2 separate regions of the Mus musculus genome follow, and region 1 is linked to region 2. The links are chromatin loops, found by intact Hi-C in ENCODE. Cell type or tissue: heart. All regions are shown on one strand. Each heading gives the region's core, and the rest is flanking DNA. Links, peaks and the distances in the headings are about the cores only.

The links. Hi-C counts contacts between places; a loop is a spot of excess contacts. Peaks named below come from ENCODE experiments on the same cell type or tissue, not always from the same donor. Only the 100,000 strongest peaks of a DNase experiment are listed, where the experiment ranks them.
Region 1: a loop joins it to region 2, with 2.3 times the contacts of the local background. A loop is called at or near these places in 3 of 42 quality-filtered maps.

What each region holds. Positions count from the first base shown.
Region 1 is chr12:13,174,867-13,187,477 of GRCm38, forward strand. It overlaps Gm24208 (a long non-coding RNA gene), which reads right to left and starts at 6,347. Exons shown (of 3, transcript XR_381282.4): 1 at 6,266-6,347. In heart, for the core only: no CTCF peak of the experiment used is centred there; no DNase peak of the experiment used is centred there; H3K4me3 peaks cover 811 bases; H3K27ac peaks cover 4,153 bases.
Region 2 is chr12:13,111,864-13,124,474 of GRCm38, forward strand. It overlaps Gm35298 (a long non-coding RNA gene), which reads left to right. Exons shown (of 5, transcript XR_381278.2): 3 at 3,843-3,925; 4 at 4,142-4,265; 5 at 4,580-4,872. Among named protein-coding and RNA genes, the nearest start is that of Gm35350, 15 kb to the left of the region's middle. In heart, for the core only: a CTCF peak has its summit at 6,920; a DNase peak (open chromatin) is centred at 6,348; H3K27ac peaks cover 2,693 bases.

The sequences.
Region 1 (12,611 bases), core at 2,987-10,986, 64 kb after region 2:
GAAACTCGGGCTCAAAAGCCAGGTGAACTGCAATAGCGGAAGGCATTCAACATTGACAGACTGGCCTCTTGCAGCTGCACACATGCACGTGTATACAAAAGAAGACATAAACACAGACACACACACAGACATACAGACACACAAACATGCATGCATGTGCTCAGACACAGACAAACAGACACAGACAGAGCCACAGAGAAAGAGACAAAGAGAAAGGGAGAGAAAGAATGCTTACACAACAATTCTAAGCACCACAAGATGCAGTGGCTTACATCTTGTAATCCTAATTGTTTAGAAGATTGAAGTAGGAGGATTAGGAGTTCTAGACCAACCTCAGCTATGTTGTGAGTTGAGCAGCCTGTGCTAAGTGAAAATCTATTTCAAAAAACAAATGAGCAAACAAAAAGTTCTGCACATTAATTTAATATTAATCAATGAAGGCATCTAACATTGGAACTCAGGAAAGTTGCCACTTAGCTAACGTAGCGTGCCTTAGTGTCCAGCTTCACGAAAACCTACAGGTCCGTCTCCAACATATTGTTTTACATGAGGTATTTGCCATTGGTTTTGCATACTATGCTGAATATTTTGTTGTTGTTATTTGTGTGTGTGTGTGTGTGTGTGTGTGTGTGTGTGTGTACTGAAAGTAATGAAGCTGGGTCCTTAGGGCTGAGATCAATCAAGGGTGACTTAGTACAGGTGTTAGTGTTAGTGGAGTTTGTCTGGTACAGGATTTACACACAGTGCCTATAAGCATGAGATCTCAGCAACTCACACCACATTTCCCTGGCCCCAAGTGGCAGCAAAAAGAAAGAAAGCAGGTCACACTGCCTTCTGGGCCTGTCTCCACTTTGCAATAAGTATATTGCACCAGGGGAATTTCTTGGAGCTGCTTCTTGCAAGCTGCTCCTGCACAAAGGGTCTCTTGCTGTGTGTGTGTGTGTGTGTGTGTGTGTGTGTGTGTGTGTGTGTGTGTGTAAAATATCTTATTAGAATATGATTCATGTGTCAATTATGTTCAGTAGGTTTTAGCATATCTGTAAAGTCACACAAACCACTCTGGCAAATGCATGAAGTTGTATCTGTCGAGACATGATTCACACATCATTTGCTGCATCCAGTGAGTTTTGCTTCAGCTGGAAACACACACAGCTCTCCCTGTAGTGAAACTTCCCACCTTGTCAGCCCCAAAGGGCCTGAATATTTACTAGAAGGCCTCTCTATCCCCACCCCTGGACAAGCACTCATCTACTTCTTGTCCTGAATTCTCCTGTTCTGAAATTTCCTATCAAGGGGATCCCTCACTCTGTGTTCTGGGAACCTGGCTTCTCTCACTTAGCAGAATGGCCCAGGGCTCACCTACTCTGCAGCCTATATCTGGGCCTGTGTACTTCCCATCTGTCCGTTTCTGGCCTCACCCTGCCTGCTTGGTGGCCACAGGCTCACCTCTCTTTGAGGCTTCCCTGGCATTAGGCCCACACCTCTGGAATGCTCCACACACTGAGCAGTTGCCTGCACAGGCAATCCCAGAGGTGCACAACCCCCTCAGCCCACTCCCTCCTGCCCCAGGAAACACATTTCTCAGCCCTTTCCACAATTTGAAAGGTTTTAAGACAAACTGACCTGCCGCTGACAGCACTAATTCCTTTCTTCCTCTCCAATGCTCCTGTCTCTTTTCTCTCTCTCTCTCTCTCTCTCTCTCTCTCTCTCTCTCTCTCTCTCTCTCTCTCTCTCTTTCCCTAAAGGAATTTTCTTAGATGTGTGTATGGTTTTTTTCCCTGCCTTTAGCTGTCACTTTGGTATGGGGATTGATGTTAAGTAGTACTTACACTCCGGGGCTCTGTTCCACTGACTTTATATATACAAGATCTCCCTCACTTTCCACAGGGTGGTCATTATTATGTTCATATTGTAATAATGACCCTGAGACTCAGAGAAGGCTGGGAGTCACCCCAGGCCTCTCCCAGGAAACAGAGAACTTGAACCCTTGTCTTTTTGACTTGTTCTGCTGACCCAGAGACCAAAATCAGAGAACACCTGGTAGTACTGCTAACAATTTCTTCCAGAGCCTTCTCTGACCTGCAGCTGCATCGCAGGAGTCTGTAGCCTGCAGCAGGCTCAGTCATGTCTAAGGCTCTGGGAAATGTGACTGGTTAAAGGCCTGTTATCTATCATCTCATGAACTCCTCAGACTCTGTAGCTCCAGCAGAGCTTACACAGAATACTGACTTAGCAAAAAAAATATTGACTAAGGCAAGAATCTAGGAAACTGTGTCGTAATCCATGCCAGGTTGCTTTGGAATGAAGGAAGCAACTGAGGCTTGGGGTTGCTAAGCAGCCAAATCTCACACAAGCAGCAAGAGAAAGAGATGGTATAATTCAAGCATCAAGACCAGATGGCATGAGGGCCTTGTAGGACCGCAGAATTCAATCAGTGCTAAGTGCCTCCCAGTTAGTGACTCTTTCAGAACTGAAGTTTGAGGCCTGGGGTGATGGCTCACATCATCCCAGAACTGAGGAAGCAGAAGCAGGTGGATCTCTATGTGTTCCAGGGCAGCCTGGTCTACACACCAAGTTCCAGGAGAGAGGTGAGAGGTGAGAGGTGAGAGGTGAGAGGGGAGAGGGGAGAGGGAGAGGGGAGGAGAGGGGGAGAGAGGGGGTAGGGGGGAGAGGGGAGAGAGGGAGAGAGACAGACTGACTCAAGGCTGACCAAGGACAGCATAACATCATATGTTTACATGATTGTTAGCCGTACCTGTGTCTTTTCACTTCCTGTCCACAACTCTTGGCAGACAATTCCTGACTTTCCTCCCTCAGGAACTTCCGGTTGCAGAGCCAGGAGTTCCTGCGGGGTTAGGGAGGAAGTTTAGGACTCAGGGGACTGCCCCAGTCCATCCTTGAGTTAAACTCTTCCTTTCCAGTGCAGACTGGAAATCCCCACTTCCTACTCTGTCCCTTGGCAAACTCCCCCGCAGGGCCTTCCAGGCCACACTTCCGACTGCTCCTGAGAGGTCCTGGCCTCCTCAGCTCCTCTTCTGGCTCCATGGCCCTTCCTTATGAAGATGAGAGCTAGGGCAAGGGCCAGCTGGGTTGGGCTTCGGTCCCCACTCTGTCACTTGAGTTCTTACTTACAAAATACAAGCTGCCTAACATTTCCAAAGAAGACAAAGGAATAGCCAACAGGTACATGAAAAGAGTGGGTGCCAGGGAAGTAAATATCCAACCCCCAATGAGAGATCAGCTCACACTTATTAGGTTGGCTATCATTTTAATAGATTAAAAAAAAACAAACAAACAGGTGTTGGAGATGTAGTGGTACTGAAATTCTTGTGCACACTTGCTAGGAATGCAAATGTCACAGCAGCTGTGGGGAACAGTGTAAATGCTACTTACAAATTAATCCCACTTCTTGGTCTCTATCCAAAATAATTGAAATCAGAATCCCAAAGAGATATATGCACTCCTATGTTCATTGAGATACTGTTCACAATAGCACAAATGTGGAAACAACCTAAATTTTCATTACTGTGTAGTGTGTGTGTGTGTGTGTGTGTGTGTGTGTGTGTGTGTGTGTGTGTGTGTTTGTGTATGGAGATTCTTCAGCCATAAAAATAAAGGAAATCCTGAAATAGTCAAAGACATGGATGAACCAGGAAGATATTATATTAACTGAGATAAGCCATCCAGCGAAGGGCAAACTGTGGATTTCCACATCTGGGAGGGACCTGAAACAGCTGTACAAGCTGGAAATGTAGATAGAGGACTTGCCCAGCATAGTCAAAGCCCTGGGTTTGATCCATAACACTGCAATAAATTAGGCATGGGAACATACACAGAACCTGGGAAGTAGAGGCAGGCAGATCAAAAGTTCAAAGTCGTCCTTGGCCAAGTATCCAGTTTGAGGCTAGCTTGGGCAAAAGAAAAAAAAGTAGCATGCTTAAGTACAAATGGTGTGATGGGGGCTTTCCTGGACAGAGGGTCAGAGAAAAAGGAAGTGATTAATGATCTGACCTTCCAAACATGCTGCCTAAATAACATGTGTAGATCCACTGTGTAGCATGTATTTATATTTAACAATACACTATTGAACACCGAAAGTGTTGGAGAGTTTTGCTCTTGGCTTTTTGAGACAGGGTCACTCTGTAGCTGAGGCTGGCCTGGATTTGCTATGTCCTAAAACTCAAAATCCTCCTGCCTTGGGTTTTTGAGTCTTGGGATTACAGGTGTCCATTAGCGTATCAACTTCTAAAATTTGTTTCTGTGGTGCATTTGTGGTAAGTGTCCTTACAACATAAGAACAACCCAAAAGGTTTGAAGGACCATGAGTGAAGTTCAGCGTGTTTTGAATGTCTCTGTTGCAGTGACTGGACCGTGGTATCATGGGTCCTTGCTCCATCCAAACTTATTTTCTGTTAAATATCTATAGTGTGATTTATGTTAATGATACCCCACTCTAAGCTAGTTCTACAACTGGCCTGTCAAAAGTATACAAATGGGGCTGGAGAGAGAGTTCAGTCAATAAACTGCTTGCCTTGAAAACATGGGGACCTGAGTTCAAGCCTCCAGCTTGATCCCCCAGTGCCCGCATTAAATGACAGGTGTGGTAGTTTGTCCCTGCAGTCACCTGGGAAGCAGAGACAAGTGAATCCCTGAAGCTTGCTGCTCAGCCAGGCTATACTACTCAATGGCCAATAAGAGACTGTCTCAAAAAGAGGTGTGGTGGGGGAGCGTTGGTACAGTGGGCAAAGGTGCTTGCCTCCAAGCCTGATGACATGAGTTCAATTCCCAGGCCCCACATGGTTGAAAGAGGGCCAACTCTTACAAGTGGTTGTCCCCTGACTTCCCCACATACCTGTATGCATATACACACACAAATAAATAATCACAATTTCCTTTGAAATTGATGAAAAAGATGGACAGTGTATCTGAGGATGTTTGTGGTTGTCCTGTGGCTTCTACTGATTCCACAGGCACCCATGCCCATATACACACACATACACAAAGACCATACACACACACACACAGAGTACATAAATAATGGCATAGGCAGCCCAGTCACTTTACCTTCCCTGTAGACATCTTTTCCCCTCTCCCCCTCTGTCCCTCCCAGTCTAGCTGTGTTACTTCAGAGTCCTTAGAATACCAGCTGACTCAGTCTCCTCCAGATCTTGAGGCTTTTCTAAACTAAGGATATATTTCTTTATATATATATATATATATATATATGGTTATCTATTATCTATTTGGATATATAGCATAGCAGCTGTTATCCTTGAGAGCTCACGGTTTGCCTAGAGGCTTTGTTCCATTTGATGCCCCCCCCCTCCCCGTGGACTGTAGTGGATTTAAGACACCAGTGTTTACTGAGTGAACGGATAAATAAGCATAGACACCTTCAAGCTCAAGGGTGCCGATGCTCTGGGTGGGGACTGAGGAGAGTGGGCACCTCTGTTCAGTCTCCTTTGCCCCTTTATCCCCACTTTCCCCTCCCCCATTCTACCCCCATCTCCCTTTCCATGTTTTCCTTTATACTCCCAACTGTTTCCTAAAGGGCAGGGCAGATCATCTGACCCTCCACAACATAGCAGACAGCACAATCCTCCTGTACCTGGGTAGGTCTGCAGCCCAGCACTGCTTAGTAGACCTCCTTGCTGCCTCTAGCTTGTTAAGCTTCCACATGATGCTTCTAATGCTGCTTGGACAGAATAAAAACTCCAACTCTCTCTCTCTCTCTCTCTCTCTCCCTCTCCCTCTCTCTCTCTCTCTCTCTCTCTCTCTCTCTCTCTCTCTCTCTCTCTCTTTCCTTCTGGATTGGAATTTGCTCCCACCCTGATTAGAGTCTAGTAAAATGAACCCTGAGCAGGCCTGCTTCTCTCAGCAAGCCAAGCTAACCCAAGGACAGTCATTAACTTGTTATTCTAAGTAATCCTCTGCTGAAAGCTGTGAGCAGCCTGTGCTGGACAAAAGCAGGGCTTTCCAGCACACACACACACACACACACACACACACACACACACACACACCACACGAATACCCTAGACTTGCCGGCTCGAATAAAGACAGACAGTTTCTAAGGAGGAGGAGGGCTGCTGAAGAGCCTCTGTGGCTGGCTGGCTGGCTGCAGACCGCACAGGAGAAGCAGTGCAGAGCAAGCCTCACTCCGCCAGCTGTGTCAGCTTCTGTCACGTGTGGACACGATTGCATCTGCCCACCACTCACTAATGTTCCCATCTTTGTGGTCAACAGAAGAGACTGCCCTACTTACCACATCAGATTGACAATGGAAGTGGAAGTGGCTCTTGGGTTTCGGAAGCACACATGTTATTATATGCCCTGTACCAGATAAGATCCCCAACAGCAGAGCCGCTCCTGTGGGGCCCCTCCTACTTATCTCTTTCCTCCCAGTTCTCCATCCATGTCTTCTTATCATCCCTCAGTCCTCTTAGGTTCCCAACTGCCAAGTTTGTGTTTATGCATAAGTCTATTCCTTAAGCACAGGGTGGCCTTCTCCATCTTTTCCTACAAGGAATTCACACCAGCTTTCAAAGCAGCTCACATATGCCGGCCAGGACACACTGTTTCCCAGCAGGCGGCTATCTGGGCAGATATTCAGTGGCAGAGCCCTTGCCTAGCACACCCCAAATCCTGAGTGGGTCTCCTCTCCAGTGCCCAAAAGCCAAACACCCACCTCCACCTCAGCATTTAGCATGCTGTGGGGCCGCTAGGTTGTCTTGTGAGACATGACACAAGGCTACACACCCTCCCCTGAGATCATCTGAAAGCTGACCCGAAGACCCTTAATGATTCAAAAGAGTTGTCTTCTCTTACTCCTGAAGTGGTCAGATCTTGGCAACAGCGAACTTCCCGGGGGGAAAGAGTCTTTCCTAACATTTGTCTTTGGCAGTTTGTTTGTTTGTTTGTTTGTTTTCTTTCTAAGAATATATTGTGTGCCCTTTCTAGTCTGCTATACCCACAAATTCATCTCTTCTCTCCAACTTCAAGGGCCCCAGCGCGCAGTCATTGACAGACAAATACACACACAGTTGCTGCCTCAGAGACCTGAAGCCTGGAAGCCTTCACCACTGGCCTATTTCTCCCCTTAAAATGTCTGAAAAGGCTTCCAGCAGGAGGCAGCGGCTGGTCCAGCCTAATGAAGATTGGAGGTTTTTTCGGGAGTGGGAGAAAGTTCAGACCATGACCACCAAGCTTTTATATCCTCTCTCTTAACCAGTAAAGTACCTCCTGGAAACTATGACGGGCCTTGGCAGACCTGTGGGTCTTTTGCAGGCAAAGACATGTACCTTACAGGCTTGGAATCTGAGCCCTCCACCCCCAAAAGTAACAAACATAAAATTAGGTACAATTTTTTTCCTTCTGCCTACCATATGGCCAGCACTACTCAGAGGTTGATATGGGCATTTTAACCAAATGATTACTGTGACTCCTCAATCCACCCCACCCCCGTGTCCGAGTGAAGCAACTGGCACTCCCTTTAGCTACGCTGTAAATAAACAACATACAGTGGGTGCCTGGTCCGGGAAACAACAATGTCACCGGGAAAATCATTCACCTAGACAAGCTCCTGCTGCTAGAAGTGCTTTGCTGTGGCGTCCATTGTCACCAGCCCAAGCGTGACAACAGCCAACCAGCCCTGACCCAGGAAATGCAAGCTGAGGGGCACACAGGAAAGTTTCCCATGTCTATCTTGCATTCTCCAGGGGCTGAAACTGCTCAGGGATGGATTCGGCTTCCTCTGCTGCTCTCTGGGAAGAAGACAGTACGGCTTTCTCCCCAAAGCCCCCAGAGAATGGACAGGCAGAAGTCCATCCATTGGTGAATACTGCACTAAGCCACATGTTTTTGTGAGCACACAGCATTGTAAGGGATTCTTTGTGTGTCTTGCTCATTGCAGCATTCAGCCACCCAATCAGTATTTGCTGAATGAATGAATGAATGAATGAATGAATGAATGTAGTAAGTATCTTGACTACAAACAGCCAGCTAGCCCAGTCAGCTTATCTGCAGAGGAATGCCAAGAGCAGCCCCAAGCAGTATTGCATAGACACGTGTGATGGGTCAGAGCCAGAAGAGCAGAGCTTGAATCTCTTACCTTCAGGACAAGTGTCTGGAGTCTAGGGACAAAGCCATTAACCAACAAGTTCATGACAACCCCAGCTTAGCTCTGCCTCCATCATGCCTGGCATTGGCAGATTCTGTAGGAGTTTCATTTTACCCACTTGTGGTTCACAGTGCTTGCCCCTTCCCACAATGAGAGGCAAATAAGACAAAGCATGCCAATGTGCTTCAGATACAGCAAAGGCGAACTGAATAGCAGCCATCCCATCCTCCCTGAGGCTTGCTCTTCTCGTGCCTACACTCATTGGACTGTATATACTTCGGCTTTCCAATGAGTTGCAGATTCATTCGCTTCCCAGTCTATTCCAGCACTCTCACCTCCACCCAGGAATTGTTGGTGCCCAGTATGCACAACTATAAACAAAGTTGTACAATAGGGACCTCTGGAGAAGGCATGGGTTTGCTATGAAAGGTTGGGAGGGCAAAAAGACCCTGAAGGTTTGCCTGCACAGATGAGGGGAGATATGAGTTTAGAGAGAACGGGACTGATGAGATCTCTGTGGGTTCCCACATGCTTCCTGTACAATCATCTAACAGAAGACAGAGGAAGGATCACATCACTGTACCAGGAAGCCAGATTTGGATTCTGTAAAGAATACTTCCTCGTCTAAACTTGGAACTTGGCCCTTGGTCTCTTTCTGAGCAGGGTTGAAGAGAGGGGTCAAAGGAAGTTGCTTTCTGAGCCCTGCTTATCCCCGAGGATCCTCTTGCTAATTCCCAGGGCGCATGAGCACAGAGGGCCACCCAACCTAAGACAAGGACACCCTCAAGACCTTTCTTCGGTACAAAACCTAGGTGTCATCTCTTATGGGCTGGCAGGTGTCTGTCTACTGCTCCACAACATATTATCATAACCACTGGACTTCCAGAATGCCAGCGCAAGAAATTACAGCCTTTCCTAAAACATCAACACATCATAGCTAGAGAAATGCTTCCATTGGCCTATGGGCAGGGCAATTCGGAAGTTGTATCGAGCACGGGAGGCTCTATTTACTGTTATCTTTGCTTATACCTCAGTGTAACTGTAAGCCCCCGGCGACTTACATGAACCGGGTACTCCTGAAAGGCAGGCTGGAGCTGAAAGAGACTAGCCCGTGAGAAAAGAATGAGGCCAAGACAAATTTTTCTCTGATCAAGGCCCCAAAGTTTACTAAGAGTCTGTGCTTATAAAGGGGGGGAGGCCCATCCCCTGCCAATCCATTCTTGGTGCCTGGAGCCAGCCTGTAGGCAACATGCAGGATAGGATGTGTCTCTGGAAAGTCTCGGAGAATAGCAGCGGTAGTTGACATAACAATAGAGCCATCTAAATCGGAAGGCTACACCCCAGGTGATTTAATTTTCAGTGGTGGCAAAATCTGAATCAGCCTGCTTCAAGGCTGAGGGAGGCTACACCTCAGTTCACTTTGGAAGCTTCAGCTGTGGGAATCCCAGACCCCGACTCTGGCTCATTATATACCAAGAAGACACTTGGTGCTTGGCATATGTCTCTGCATGATTTCTGTGACTATCTATCTACCTCTATATCATCCTGGGAGGTGCCCTACCAACCTGGGCCAGTTCCCCTCTGTCAGGTGCAAACCTTAACTCCGAGTGGGGGGTGGCTGTAACCTCCCTCAGGCCTTGCCCACACTCCCCCAGGGCTGGCACAACATCAAGGTTAGTTAAAAGGGGCCTCCAAAGCTCTTGCATGTGGCCTAGGGTCCAAGCGACTCATTAGGCGGTGGCGGCTCTCACACACAGCCTTTAATGTGGAGCGATGGTATTTTTCAGGATTCTTTTCAGAAGGAAAAAGTTAATAACGTGAAGGCTTTATTAGCTCTCTCTTCCCCCCTCCGAGACGTGCCCTTTGGTAGTGCAATGCCGGGGCTAGTTAAGGCCAAGGCCCGGGGATTTCCTCCTCTCTGGGAAAGACTGTAATTATACACACACAGGGGCCAAGGCAGTGAAGTGGTAACACACCAAGGTCCTAACCTCAGAGGCGGAAGGGGAGCTAGGTGTGAGCCGTCGTGGCCGGGTCTAAAAAGCAGAACCATATGGGAAATGCATTACCTGCTCTACAAAGGCGGCCTTGCTAATAAACGTATTTACTGGGTTAAATAAATACGCGCAGGGTTGTTAAAAGCCTGGCCCTGTGACTTCAAGTCACCAACATTTTTCACTTGTCAGAAAGGGCCTTTTGGAAGCTTTCAAGCGGCCTGCCTTCCTGCCCATGTTTATGCATTCACTGTGCCCCTGCCCATAGAGAAAGAAAGGGCCTTTGTCTAGTACTGTGGAGACCCTACAGGTAGTCAAGGGCATACACAGGCTGTGTGTTCCCGGCCTTGGGAGTGCAGGTTGCTGCTCAGAGCTGGTATGAGGAAACACTTCTCCTTACTGCTCTGTGCCCAAGCAGAGGAAGGGTTCTGCTCGCATTGCAACGTAGAATCTTCTTGACTCTAATTCCTTGTGTATTTTTGTTGTCAAGTATGTGAAATATGAAATCACCATTTCACCCTAGTGCAGTTCAGTGTATCTGTACGTTTGTGCTCACTGACCTCTACTTCAGCACAGTTCCATGACCCCGTGGAAACACACTCCTCCACGAAGCCGAAAGTCTCGGTTCCTCTCCCCTCCCAGCCACTCCTCCATCACCACCTCTCACCCGCCTCCTCTTCTGTGGGTCCAATTATTCCAGACACGTGGGATCTTTTGTGCCTTCAATATTCACTAAGCAGTTTTCATTTCATTCAAGTTATGGTTATGTCCATATTTCCCGAACTCTTTGTCACAGCTGAGTAGTATTCCATTATAAGATTAGATCATATTTTGTTATATAGTCTTCAACTTGTTGGGTATCTGGATTGTCTCCTCTTTGGTTACTACAAACAGTGCTACTGTGGACATCCTTCCGTGGTGTTTTTGAATACCCGTTTGCAGTTGGGGGGAGGGATTTACTTAGGATTGGAAATTCTGAGTCACAGGGCAATGTCTATTTAAAAAATAATGGTGCCCAACCTATCTCCTATTGCAGTTGGTGGAAAATCAAGGAATAGGAATACATTTTTTCCCCTTATAAAACTCTAATTCTCATCGTTCTGTCTCAATGTTGGAAATATTCTCTTCCTCTTGCAGACAAATATAAAGACCAAGGGAAGCTTGGTTTTCCAAATATGGAAGCCTGGGATTTGAAAGCTGATCCTTCAGACTATGAAATGCGCAGTCTATCTTTTTGCCATCACCCCACTTGGTGGACATTATACAGGAAGTGGTGTGCACTTCCAGAGCCTCCAGAAGCTCTGAAAGCTTTCTCAGGAAAGTCTTAAGTGGCCTTCTCTAAATAACCTGACATGGCACATGAGCTCCGGGGCCCCTAAAACAAAGGGCTTCCCACCTCACACCCTCAAGACACTGGGGTAAGTGTGGAGGGGGACAACTCATTTGTTCTCAGCCAGAAGGGCTTATCTCTCTTCAACATTACCATAGTGTTTGCTAGTTCTTGAAAACAGTGTGAGTTGCCCGTTGCAATGGTTCTCTCTCTCTCTCTCTCTCTCTCTCTCTCTTGCTCTGTGTGTGTGTGAGTGTGCGCGTGTATGTGTCTTTTCATGAGCAGAGCACCCCAAGAATTGACTATAAGGAAAACAGCTGTCCCTTCATTTCCTACTCTGCCCTTTATTCTCTACCATGAAAGTCTTATTGTTTGTTTTCGGGGTCGTTCCTCTCTGTATAGTCCAACCTAACTAAGTTTTTGTTTTTTCTTTAATCCTTCAATTTCTTGTATGTGAGACATCACACACACACCTGCCTATACCGCTGGCTACTATATGTCATCTCAGCTACCAGTCATTTCCTCTGCACTGTAAAATATAGACCAGGTAGTATAAAAAGCCTCTGATACCAATAAAGGTGAGCTTAAGACTCAAGTGCAAGTTCTTCATCACTGTGTTCAAGCGACACAGAGATAGATACTCTCTAAGCCCTCAATTACAAGGTACATCACAGTAAGGCTGTGGTGTGTGTGTGTGTGTTTTACATGGGTGAGAGCTCAAGTAGGTAGGAAATGTGCCTGAGAATGTACATGTGTGTACATGTGTGGCGGTCATAGGTTGACATCTGGTGTCTTCTTCAACTCTCTAAACCTTCTATGCACTGTGACAGGGTCTCTCACTTTGACCTAGATTCTGTATCCCAGGTACTAAGACTATAGGCAGGCTGCCATGCCCACCTGGCATTTTATGTGGGTGCTGAGGACCAAACTCTGGTCCTCGTGCTTGCATAGCAAACAATTGACATGCCGAGTCACCTTTCCAACTTCCTGTGATGATGTTTAATGAAGTAATATCCAACCTAGGCTTTGGCTTGGGACACGTCAGCAACCTTGCTTTACTCCCTCATTGGTGGAGACCTTTGGAGGGGCCAATGAAGAAGGAATCAGTGTGCTTCAAATGAAATCGTTCTATGAACTGTGGGACATGGCTCTCCTCTATGTACATCACAGA
Region 2 (12,611 bases), core at 2,185-10,184:
GGAGTGGGGGGGAGGGTATGGGGGACTTTTGGGATAGCATTGGAAATGTAATAGAGGAAAATACGTAATAAAAAATATTTTAAAAAAACAAGCAAAATACCATCCCATAATGCAAGAGTCCACATATTCTTAACTTCCAACAATTCTTTATAAGTCTAGTCTATTCTGAGACACAAACCGTTAGCACGGAGCAAATGAAAAGAGTCACACATGCCTCTTGTGTATAAACTTTCTCCAAGATGGAGACATCTCATCCTACAGGAGAGCTCTTTACACAGAAAGGTAAATAACTCAAAACTGCTTCAGGAAGTCCCTGAAACTGAGCCAATTCACTAAGTACTTCCCTGCCAGAGTAGGCAAAGCTAAGCTGCTAAGATGTTCAGACAAGCTGAGCTTCAAAGAAGACCCTGAAACCAGACCAGCTGTGTGGAAGAAGCAGAAACCAACTGAGTTACCTGGGAGGTGTTTGGACCAATTGAGGCACCTTGAAAGGACACTCTCCAACCTGTTGACTTCTGCTCCTATAAGAAACCCGTCACCCATACTTATGTCAGAAACCTCAATAAAAGCCTGTCTTAGTCAGGGTTTCTATTCCTGCACAAACATCATGACCAAGAAGCAGTTGGGGAGGAAAGGGTTTATTCAGCTTACACTTCCACATTGCTGTTCATCACCAAAGGAAGTCAGGACTCAAGCAGGTCAGAAAGCAGGAGCTGATGCAGAGGCCATGGAGGGATGTTCTTTACTGGCTTGCTTTCCTTGGCTTGCTCAGCCTGCTTTCTTATAGAACCCAAGACTACCAGCCCAGAGATGGTCCCACCCACAAGGGGCCTTTCCCCCTTGATCACTAATTGAGAAACTGCCTTACAGCTGGATCTTGTGGAGGCATTTCCTCAACTGAAGCTCCTTTCTCCGTGATAACTCCAGCCTGTGTCAAGTTGACACCCAAAACCAGCCAGTACAAAGCCATTCGTTCACTCAATTGGACTTTGGTGGTGTCTATACCTTAGTCTGCTGTGGGACACCTACCGGAGTGAGTAGATATGCGTGTTGTATCTCCCCGAGAAAAGTTTGCACACAAAACCTGTAGTACTAGCATCTGGGAGGTGGAACCAGGAGGAGTCGGACCTAAATTAAAGACAGTGTGGAATACATAGAGTCACAGGGCAGCCTGGGCAATATGAGACTGTCTCAAAGTAAGTAAGTTGTGTACTTCTAATACACAGTAGTGCAGAATAAACATCCATTCTCAAAGAACCATTAAAGATTAAGGAAAGATTCCAAGGCAAGAGTGAAACCATGAAAAGCCAACATCAATCCTGTGTTCAGGATCCAGGGCACAGTGTGTACTACCACACAATTTTCTATGTGCATTGTGGAAATCAAATTCAGCTCCTCACACATACATGGTAAGCATTAGACAACATGACTCATCTCTCTAGTTCCAAATTTCTTTTGTTTTAGCTTGCTGTGGTTGTTTAACTTAGAACTGTCTGTCACAGGCTCATATATTTGAACACTCAGTCCCTAGTTTTGGGGAAGGTTATGGGGCCTTTAAGGAGGTGGAGACTTACTGGAAAAAGTACATCACTGAGGTAAGCTTTGAAGTTTCTTTCTTTCTTTTTTTTCGAGACAGGGTTTCTCTGTATAGCTCTGGCTATCCTGGAACTCACTTTGTAGACCAGGCTGGCCTCGAACTCAGAAATCCGCCTGCCCCTGCCTCCTGAGTGCTGGGATTAAAAGGCGTGTGCCACCACACCCGGCTTAGCTTTGAAGTTTCTATCCTCACCACACGTCCTGTCTTTGTCCCTCTGTTCCTGCTTCTATTATCATTATAGACACCTTTCCCTATGGAACCATAAGCCAAAATAATACTTCATGAAATTGCTTTTAGTCATGATTTTTTATCATAGAAACAAAAGAATACCCTCCACTCCATTTTGTGGTCGCTTGTTACAGCATCCCAGGAAACAAACACATACAGGAAAGGGGCTAAGACAGACTGCAGGTACTGTTACAGGTGGCTGTCTGTCTATGGGGACCTTGTTGCTAAGGTGGTTTAGATAAGTGGGGGTGATGGCATTGTAGACAAGCAGTTGAGTCAGAGAGAGAACCATTGCGCTGTACCACACCCTGCTCTCAGGCTATGTTTGCAGAGTCATTGTGGAGGGCTTCCTCTGCTCAATAATTTCTCTAGGCTTTGCACAAGGTAACCCTTGCACCTGTGCGCCTACCACCCTTCATCGTTAGAGACATAGTGTGTGTATCTCTTCTTGGAAGGTTAACCTAGCTCGTTCATTTTTTCAAACCTGTTCTCTGACTTCTCCAATTGCTACTCTCTCCTTTGCACTATTTATCCATGTTTTATGCTTCTGTGTATAAAAAAAAAATGGGGTTTAGAGGTCATGTGACCAAAACCAAGATGATATAATCAAGAAGTAATGAAGTCTGTGTAGGGTTGGCAATAAGTGGTTTTTCAAATCACACCATTCTCGATTGCAGGAAATGAGGCCAACTCATTGAAACTAGGCACTTGTCTAGAACTGCTTACTTTTGATCATGCTTGTCATGCTGTCCCAGGACCCAGAGGGGCTGGAATTACATCACCTGCCTCTGGTTCATGATCGTTATTATTTCTTATTCTCAGAGGCTGTTGTCCTAGTGCCAGGAAATGCATATTTCACACTTTGCTGGAAAGGACAAAAGAATGTAGGGGCCCAAACAGAAGTCAGCCTGTTACATTGTTCTAAGTAAGAATGTGTTGAGTCGATGCCAGAGCTTCAGAAATGACGAGGATGGTTATTGTATTTTGCTGCTAGAGAGTCAAAATATTTTCTTTGGAAGGTATCTTGTGGGTACTCCCTCCACTGCATATCCGGAAATAAAGTGCCTCAGTTAATGTGCTCTTGGCACTGAGAGACAGAGGGGTGGGATGATCAGTGGGCCGAGTGCTAGCTCAGGGTAGTAGAGTGGGTTTAGGAGCCTGGAGATACAGGGCCAACTTGTTCACAATGCATACTCATGGACCATATAACCTGCTCACATCATGTCCCTTCTCCTGCCTATACGTTCTCAAAGCTAACTAACAAAGGGAAAGAGGGGTTTCCCCCTCAACATGACCCCAGGGCAGAAGTCTGGGCAGGTTAACCTAACAAGGATTTGAGGACAGGACCTGTGAACACCAGGTTTGACAGGTCCATGCCCTAGAGGCTGATGGTGACTCTCTATGACATAGAGATGTCGATCATGCATATGATCTTTCCCCCTTCACACTCAGTGTCTGAGTTGACAGTTCCCCAACACCTTTCACACTGGATACCCTGCTGGAGGCTTTCAGTAGATCTCATGACCTCTTGGGACACATGATCAACTCAGCTTTTTGTGCCAGGGAAATGAGCTGGCAGACTGAGATTCATTGTGTTACATCCTACAGTGGTCTGTTTGACTACCTCCTGTGAGTGCAACGCAAGGAGACATGAGCCCTTCCTCCTGAAGCTCACAACTTTGCCTGCTACATGACAGGCCTAGGGACTTCCAGGGTGACAGAAACAAAAAGCCTGGCAAGCCCAGGATCCCATCCCTTAAACTATTGTCAGTGACTCGCCAAGGTAAGAAACTCATGCTACTTACCTAGGTATAGGGAATATGGGACAGCTTGCTGCTCCAGGGAATACATAGAGGCTTGCTCCATTATCAGTGGGTCCCATAAGAGGTAACCAGTTCCCTTTTTCTGAGGGCGGGTAATTCAGAGCAACCCTTACTTCTGATCAAGTGGAGCTCACATTCCCTAGTGTGCCTGAGCAGCAGTCAGTGTTCCTAACACTGATTTTGTTTTCCTTCAGGTTCATAGACAGTCATAGACAACAAGAGCCCTGAACACTGTCGTCAGCATCTCGTGTAACACTCACTGGAGCCTTTGATGAAGGTGATTGCATTGTCCATCTTGTGTGGATTAATAAAATGGAGATTTAGAAAGGGGTCTGATGACATCCTTAGACTTCAGAAATGACACTCATTTGTTTACTATTACACTTCAAAAGTTATAAACCAAACAGTGCAGGTCTATTATTCTTTTTTTTTTTTTTTTTAAAAATCTTCTTCAAGACAGATTGTCTTTTTCTTGTTGTTGTTTGTTTTAAAGCTGTTCTAGGTCTTTTGAGAAGAAGGCAACAGAAACTTTAATACCATAATCCCCTCCCCCTGCCCCTCTCCTGAGGGTTGAGGATCTCTTCCTTACAGCTGCTTCCTGCCCTCTGCTGATCGAGGTGAGCTAACTGTTTCACAAACACGGATTAGTCTTATTTTTTTTAAATCTCTTTCACTCTCCATCTGAAGAGACCAGCTCTTCTATTTTTAACTCCTTGCCTTGCAATAGAAGATGGATTAGACACCTTCCTGACTTCTTTAACAAAGTCCATGAAGTTCAGTGACTATGGCGCCAGGTAGGCTGGCTGCCTCCACAGTGTGCTCTGCAGTTAATGGTTGGCTTTTGCTCCTGTCCCCTCTCCCAGCTACTGTGTTTTAGTTCCTCAGTGTGTTGCCAGTGACTTCAGAGCTGCTCTCTCTTCTCACCTACCAGGAAAGGAGTTAGGAATTCCTGAAGAAGTCAGATACCCAGCCTGTCTAAACCAGAGATGTCTATTTCATGAACAACTCCATGCCACCAAACTCTGCCAAGATTGTGTGAAGTTGGTTCTTATCTGCTCCATGCAAAGCTGGGATGCGCACATGGACTTGGTTTGGTTGCTGTTTGTGTGCATTCTGGTTCTCTCCAGGATAATGGCTGTGCTCTGGCCAAGAGCTTCAGATGATCCGAGTGCTGATAAAATCCAGTGCAATGCGAACTGCCCCACTGGCCAAGTAGACTTCTGAATTGTCAGTGTGTTGGCCCTATGCATGTGTGAGAATTGCATGAACTACGGGTAGACCAGAGAGGCAGGCACTGACACTTGCAGGCAGGCACACCAAGGAGGAACCTGAGGATCGGGATGATTGGAGTTCGTGTAAAAGGATGAGATAGGAACAACAGTAAGTTTCCATCAGTTGAGCTACAACTTTCCAGGGAATATTACCAAATCACACCCCTGTTATACCAGGAGGGTCATGTGAAGCTATGTAGGTATCCTACATATGAGCACCTAAGTGCTCACATAGCTGTAGCCTGGGTCAAGTCTCAAATGTTTAAATGAAGGAATGCTTTCTTTAACATTAGTCATTTGCAGCTAATTCGCAGAGTGACCAGAGATGCCTACTTCACACACAGTTCTATACCACCTTTGCCTCTTCCAACTGATGGTCCTTAAATATAGGTCTACAGTTTGTATATAGAAAAAGTTGCTAATTTAATGGCTCCAGGAAGTACAGAGAAAGTAACTCACAGGGTGTTTCATCCACTGTCTTTCACGAAGCCCTAGGGCTCTGGCCAGCCATAGCATGCCTACACCTCTAGCAAAATGAAGCAGAGCCACACTACTGAAATGACACTCAACATGGCTAAGGTATACCTCTGAAAGCCTTTGCCTTACCATAAATGTATTCACACATACTCTCTTCTACATACTTGCCAAGAAGAATCCAGAGAAATTCAAGGGTCTCTATTTCACAGCATTCTTCACACCCATGCTTGCAATGAAAAGCCCAGGACGTTGCACAGATGCCCTAGTCTCTGAGATCCAGCTTTCACATCATCCAAAGGCAAAAGTCCAGGTACCTCTTAAAGATACAAGTACATATGAGTATACAAGTGCCCACAGAGCCATTGCCAGGATCGAGTCTCAAGTATTTAAATGAAAGAATGCCTTACTTAGCATTTGTCATTTCCACCTCCCAATAAAGAGCAGGAGGCACCAAATCTCTAAGAAGTCAAGAAAAGTGTGTCAAATTGCACTGGGACTATTTATAGAGCTGGACTTCAAGCCCAAATCTGCTTGTATGCAAAGGTGCCACTACCTCATAGTGTCCTTGGCATGTCTGTAAACTAACAGACATGTTAGCAGGTTTGCACCCCTAGTGACAGGGGCAGAGATGAGCTCACTAAATTGCTGACACAGCTGCTTCAATCATTGCTTCCAGGACCACTTTTTATTTGGAGAAACTGAGGCTGAGAGGGGGCAAATCATTAAGGATGTTAAGGAAGAGGATTGGGTGAGGAGCAGAGCTAGGACCGCTCGTCAGCCTAGTTGATGTCTTAACACCATTACATCATCTCACAGCCTCCCAGCGTTCTCGCTTGGGCTGCCTCTTTGTTGGCTGTTGACCTCTGCAGAGTGTGACATGTGAAATTGGAAACTGAATCATCTATTTGGCGAGGGATCCTGATCAACACTAGGCTAATCTTAGATTCCCTTACCATTATTCCTCCTAATATAGAACTAATGTTGGCAGGTGTTTTGTTTTTGTTTGATTTGACCAGAAAAAGAAAAGGAGGATCACAAAGGAGATGAAGTCATGGGGACAGCACCGATCTGGCCTTCTGCTGCTTTGCACGGCCTCAGGAAGTTCTGATAGGGTCAACGCCAGGAATCGCTTTGGGTTTTTCCAGATAATTGTGAAAGGTTTTTCTCCTCAGTAGATGCAGCCCCAAGCTTCCTGGCTGGAGACTAATAGAAGCAATCTAACTTGGGCTTTCTGAATCTCAAAGGCATAATAAATACTGTTAGATGGCAGGCACTAGGGGGCCAGGAGAAGACAGAGTCCAAATGGGCACCAACATCCCAATGTACGTGAATATTTATGGATCTCCCCAATTCAGCTTCCAGGCATGATTGCAAATGAAATCAGGTTGTTTGTCTCTGCCTGCCCCTGAAGGACATTGTCCCCGGGAGCCACCAGCACAGAGATTGTGAATGAGTTCCTGTCTTAGTCTGGGTTTCTATTGCTGTGATGAACCACCAGGACCAAAAAGCAGCTTGGGGAGGACAGGGTTTGGCTTACACTTCAACTAATCACCACAGGGAGTCAGGAGTCAGGACAGGAACTCAAACAGAGCAGGAACCAGGAGGTAGGAGCTGCGGAAGAGGCCATGGAGGGGTGCTGTTTACTGGTTTGCTCAACCTGCTTTCTTATAGAACCCAGGACCACCTGCCCAAGGAGGGCCCTCCCTCATCAATCACTAGTTTAAAAAATACCCTACAGCTGGATCTTATGAGGCATTTTTCTCAATTGAGATTTCCTCCTTTGAGATAATTCTAGCTTGTGTCAAGATTAAATAAAACCAACCAGCGTAGAATCTGAGAGTGATAATGAATATCAGAGCTTATTTTGCTTTGCTTTTGGGATAGGGTTTCATGACACCATTTTATCAGAGAATGACACAGCACTTATGATCCTCCTGCCCCCATGTCCTGTGTGCACTACCATACCTGCTTTATGTAATACTGGGAATGAACCCAGGGCTTTGTACATGCTAGGTAAGTATTCTACCAACTGAGCCTGGATCGGTAAGTATTACAATTTTAGAGGCTGTTCATTCCCTTTAAGGAAATCATGGTGTATCTGCAAGCCAACAGCTCTAGCTTCTCCAATGTCTGGGGTAGGATATCAGCAGAGACAAACTCATAGCTGCATGGCAACAATCCCACTCATGCCTTGTGCTAACTGAGTGACTGCGAGTGAGTCTATTCTTCCGTGCCTCGGTTTATAGATCTGCAAATCAGGTTGAAGTGCCTGCTTCGGAGAACAGTCAGGAGGGTGCAGTGAGGACTGAGGCCACTATCTTGACTTGGATCTAGTTATCAGGGCCTCCGTGAGGGTAGAAGAGACCTCGGGGCTCTGATCGTTGTGTCCTCTTTGCCATGTGTGTTGAGATCAGAGGGCAGTGTTGGAGGGCAGTCCTCACATTGCACCTTGCTTGAAACAAGGTCTCACAAAGAGCTTTGCAGACTTGGGAACTGCCAGGGCTATGGCTCCCTTGTTGGAATCTTCCAGAGAGAGCTGTGAGGGCTGATAATGGAATAAAGCCTCAGTTGGAAGACAGTCAGACTTGGGAGCTCCTGCCAGAGAACCTTTTCTGATCTTATGCCAGGAGGGTCACTCTTATGACCCTGTTTGTAGTTAGGAAATCAGAGGCTCATAGAGGCCGAGCTACTTTTCACAAAGTCATGAAGCTGTCTGCTAGGAACCAACGTAAGCATGGCACTTGTCTGCTTGTCTAAGAGCTAGGGTTTTTGTGAGGTAAGACTTCGGACCCCCATCTTCAAGGTTTCTCATGGACCTCTTTGGACAGATTCCATACCACGACTCTTTCTTCAGTTCATACCTATTTGTTAGCCTCCTCCCCAGAACTGGTCACTGGAGCTCTTGGAAGTCCAAGACAAGTCCAAGACAGGTCTTTAAAAACCACTGGATCCAAAACTCTTGTTTCCACAGGCTGGGAAACAGGCCAAAGCAGAGAAATACCTGAGGGAGAGAATGCTGAACGAAAAATACAGGAGTAGGAACTGCGAACACCAGTCTTGGCTTTGCTTATAAATGATGCAGTCTAAGGTGTCTATAGCCACACAATAAAGGCAGGGGAGAGGAGACATCACACGCACCTTCACAGCTGAGGAGTGGCAGGTATGCCATTGCTTCACACTGTGAGTGTCATCAGCAATGCATGTGGGTGGGATGGGGGGGGGGAGCTCCAGCTCTCTGCTCTTCCTTACCACACCCCCAGCTTGTGCCCCACACTGAGACACAAAGCGGAGGTTGCTTGGGTTTTACCTCTTTTTCCCTTGCCTGGGAGCGATTAGAAGAGAGATAACATTCCGGTGAAGGGGGTAGGGGATGCAGATGGAGTCTCATCTAGTCCCAGCCTGCGGGGCTTCTCTCTCAGCTGTCTGTCCATCATAGGAAGGCCCTGGCCCCCAGCCCTAGGAATGTAAGGAATCCCCCTCCCAAACTCCACTGTGCTTCTCTCCCCAAAGCATCTCCTCCCTCCAAGGCATCCATCAGCTCAGGCCTTTCTGGAATGCTCTTGCTCCTGGCACCGCCAGCCTCCGGAAGAGTCTCATGCTAATCCCTCAGAGCATCCATCACTCCTCTCAGGCTCTGCCTCGACCTGCCAAGGCCCAAGGCCGGACAGATGGTTGAAAGGACAGACAGCCTAGAGGGGCAGGAAGGTGGCCAAGCAGGACACACGGAGGGTGGGGGTGGGGCAAAAGCAGGGGGTGGGGCAGAGGGCTATTACTGAGCTCTCTGCCAAGCTGTAGACTTTCTGGAAATCATAACCTTGCTAAAGGAGGTTTGTGGGATGATGAGAAGGGTGAAGACAGGCTAGCACTGAGTACAATGTGAGACTTGAGAGACTGACACAGCCCTCACTCTATAAGAGCGGGGCATCCCTGACACTCAGGAGGAGGAGGGTTGGAGGGACTCAAAATGCTAATTGCCCTGACTTGATCATCACACATTATATGTATGCACCTCGGATCTCATGAAACCACGCCCTGTAACTATAAGAAAATGCACATGTTAACTGAGAGGTAGAAAGTTAAAAAGAACACGATGGGCTGAGGAGATTGGCTCAGTCTGTAAGAACCCTACGGTTTGAGCATGGTTGGTGTGTCAGACTCCAGGCTGCCCTTGGCACCCCTCCCTTCTGCCTGTCAGGGTATTTAATCCCAATGATGTATCCTTGTCAGGATACCTGTGTCTTCCATACTCACAAAAGTTTAATTATGTAGGAAGGCACTGTCAAAGCTGACACTTCCTGGCTGCCTGGTCATTAGCCACTCTCTGACTCTCTCTGAGCCTCTGTTTCATACTTTGTGAAATAAAGAGCTCTCCAAGGCCAACTAGTGATAACCTAAAGGCCTGTTCTTCAGGGCCACCATTCAGAAAGTTTAGACATCATCAGAAACAACAGAGGCATAGCAAGCCCTAAAGCAATGTGCTTCAAAAGATATTCTTGTCTCAGTTTCTTTCCAGAAATTGGACTCTATAATTTTCTTATGTGCATGGATATCATAGATGCAGAACTGTAAGGAAAATATAGCTCTTACCCTTTGCTCTTTACATCTGTGCTGAAAATCATTCAGCAAACACTTATCGAGCACGTCCTGTGCGTTGGGCACTGAGGCAGGAATTAGGAGCAGAATGGAAAGCGAGATAGTCCCTTTTCTAGAAGAGAGATTCATGAGTAGACTGCTGGTGGGTAGTGTGACCAATGATATGGTAAGGGACAGCATTCAGCTGGAACTGATGCAAGAGGAAGCCGTGCAAGAAGGCTTCCTGGAAGAGGTGGCATCAGACTGAACCTTGTAGGATAAATGGGAGTGAGCCAAGTGGTGGACCAAGGAGAGGGAACACAGAGGTGCAGTGAGTGCCTTGTTGCTCAGATGAAGAAGCTCTGCTGGGTAGGGGGTGGGGGAAAGCCTCCAAGATGGGGTGGGGGCTCTTAGACAGACAGACTGCGGTTCCTTGGCGGCTGCCACACCTCTGTCCCCTAGGCAGCCAAATGGCTGGGAGCACAGCCTTAGACATAAATTACCAGGATCCACAAAGGCCCCCGGGCCGCCTGGCTTCAAGGAGGAACGCAGGAAGGGTGGAGGGCACGCAGCCTTCAGCTGGGTAATTTTAGACCATTGTCAGGCCTGCGCTGGGCCACCCCTCAAGTCTGTCCTGGCTAAACAGGGAAAGGCTCTGGTCTGGAGACCTTGAGAGGATGTGGGCTTTGGAGAGGGGCCAGGCTACGATGCCCTTCCCCCCCTCCCCACTACCCCACCCCTCGTGGAGGCAGAAAGCTCGGAGAGGGGCCTTGGGAGGCTGCTCACACCATAGAACCGTCACTGACTGATATGGCATCCCTGAAGGGAATGAAACAGAGCAGATCAAAGGCCACCATTTTTATTCAGAGGAATTCTGGAGCTCTATAACAAGGGAAGAGTAAAAGAGCCATGAGCAGGTGGGTGTTTTCGGTAAGCCAAGGGCACTCAGTCTCCTGGCTGCCCTGTGCACCTGTGTCCTGTGCATGGGCAGCTACTAAGCTTCCTTGTGCCTCAGTTTTCTTATCTGTGAAATGGGAGCATTTCTACAGACCTATAAGCAGAATGTCTCACAAAAGGTGAGTACTAAGCCGGGCATGGTGGCACACACCTTTAATCCCAGCACTCAGGAGGCAGAGACAGGCAGATTTCTGAGTTCAAGGCCAGCCTGTTCTACAGAGTGAGTTCCAGGACAGCCAGGGCTATACAAAGAAACCTTGTCTCGAACCCCCCCCCCCAAAATGAGAACTTAATAAATATCAAGTAAGATCACAAATCTTCAACTCTGGCCTTTGTGCCACCCTTCTGGTGGGTGGCATCTCCTCTCTTGGCCTGCATTTCCTGTCATACAAAATTAGCACTTAGCATTAGATTTAAGGACAGGAGGTGTGCCTTCCAAAGCAGAAGTTGCTTTTCACACTGTATGAGTTCTAAGCCACTCCTTTATCCTCTTGGAGACTTTAGTGACCCCCTTAAGGGATAGACACCTTTGGGCAAGTCACTGTCTCTAACCAGAAAGCCTCTGAAATGAAGCTATTGCTGGACAGTGTTTTGTTTTGTTTTGTTTTGTTTTAATAAATTTGCTATGTCTGTGTGAGGGTGTCGGATGCCCCTAGAATTGGGGTCACAGATAGTTGTGAGCTGCCATGTGGGTGCTAGGAATTGAGCCCACGTTTTCTGGAAGTGCTGCCCATATTCCTGACCACTGAGCCATCTCTCCAGTCTCAAGGAAAGTGGTTTGAAGAGAGAAAAGTGAGAAGAAGCCTTGAGAACATCCGTAAGATAGGGAGGACATTGAGATGGAGCTAGGAGGGAGGAGGTCTGTTTTCTGTGTCATTGTCAAGGCTGTCTGTGTATGGGAGCACTCACAAAATTTTTCTGTGCTCCTCAGTGGAGGAGGAACAAGTACGCAGGCATGGGGAGAGGGCATCTGTGCGAGTGCTTTCTCCACTTGGGTGTTCAACGCAGAGAGCAGAGTCCAGGCCCTGCAGCTTGTGGTCCCAAGAAATGAGCTGTAGAGCAGCCAGCAGTGCCCATGTATCCTCACTTGCACAGGCTATGTTGAGTGTGCTTTTCGCCATCCTTTCTGACCTTACGTTACCCTCCATCTCATGCAAATATCCTCTTTTCTGGGATGACTCTGCTATGGGAAGGCTCTTGCAGGCAAGGGGACTTCGTCACGAACTCAGAATTTGGGAGAACCCGTTCAAGATGAAACCTGAGTCCCCTTCTTTCCCCACACAGTCTTCTCGAGCCCCATCACACCCTTAGTCAAGAACCAGCAGTGAAAATGAGATCTAAAGATATCAAATCAAACCCAGAAATTGGCAGAGTGGATTGAAAACGTGGCGTCACCGTGAGCAGGAGGGAAGCTAGCTTGCATAGATTGTATCCATATTCTTCCAGTTCTGGTTCTCCACTGCAGTGGTGGGCACTCACACATCTGCACAGTTGACAGGAGGCATCAGAATCTACACATAGTCCCTTTCGTGATTGCATATCAGGCTGTAGCTCGTCATTTTCAGGTACCACGGGAATCTGGATATGATACATTCTCCAGAACTCCTTGCACTGTCTGCTGGTTCCTGTGAACTTGCAGTTATTTCAACATAAAGAACTAAAAACAGAAAGATCCACTTAAGGGAA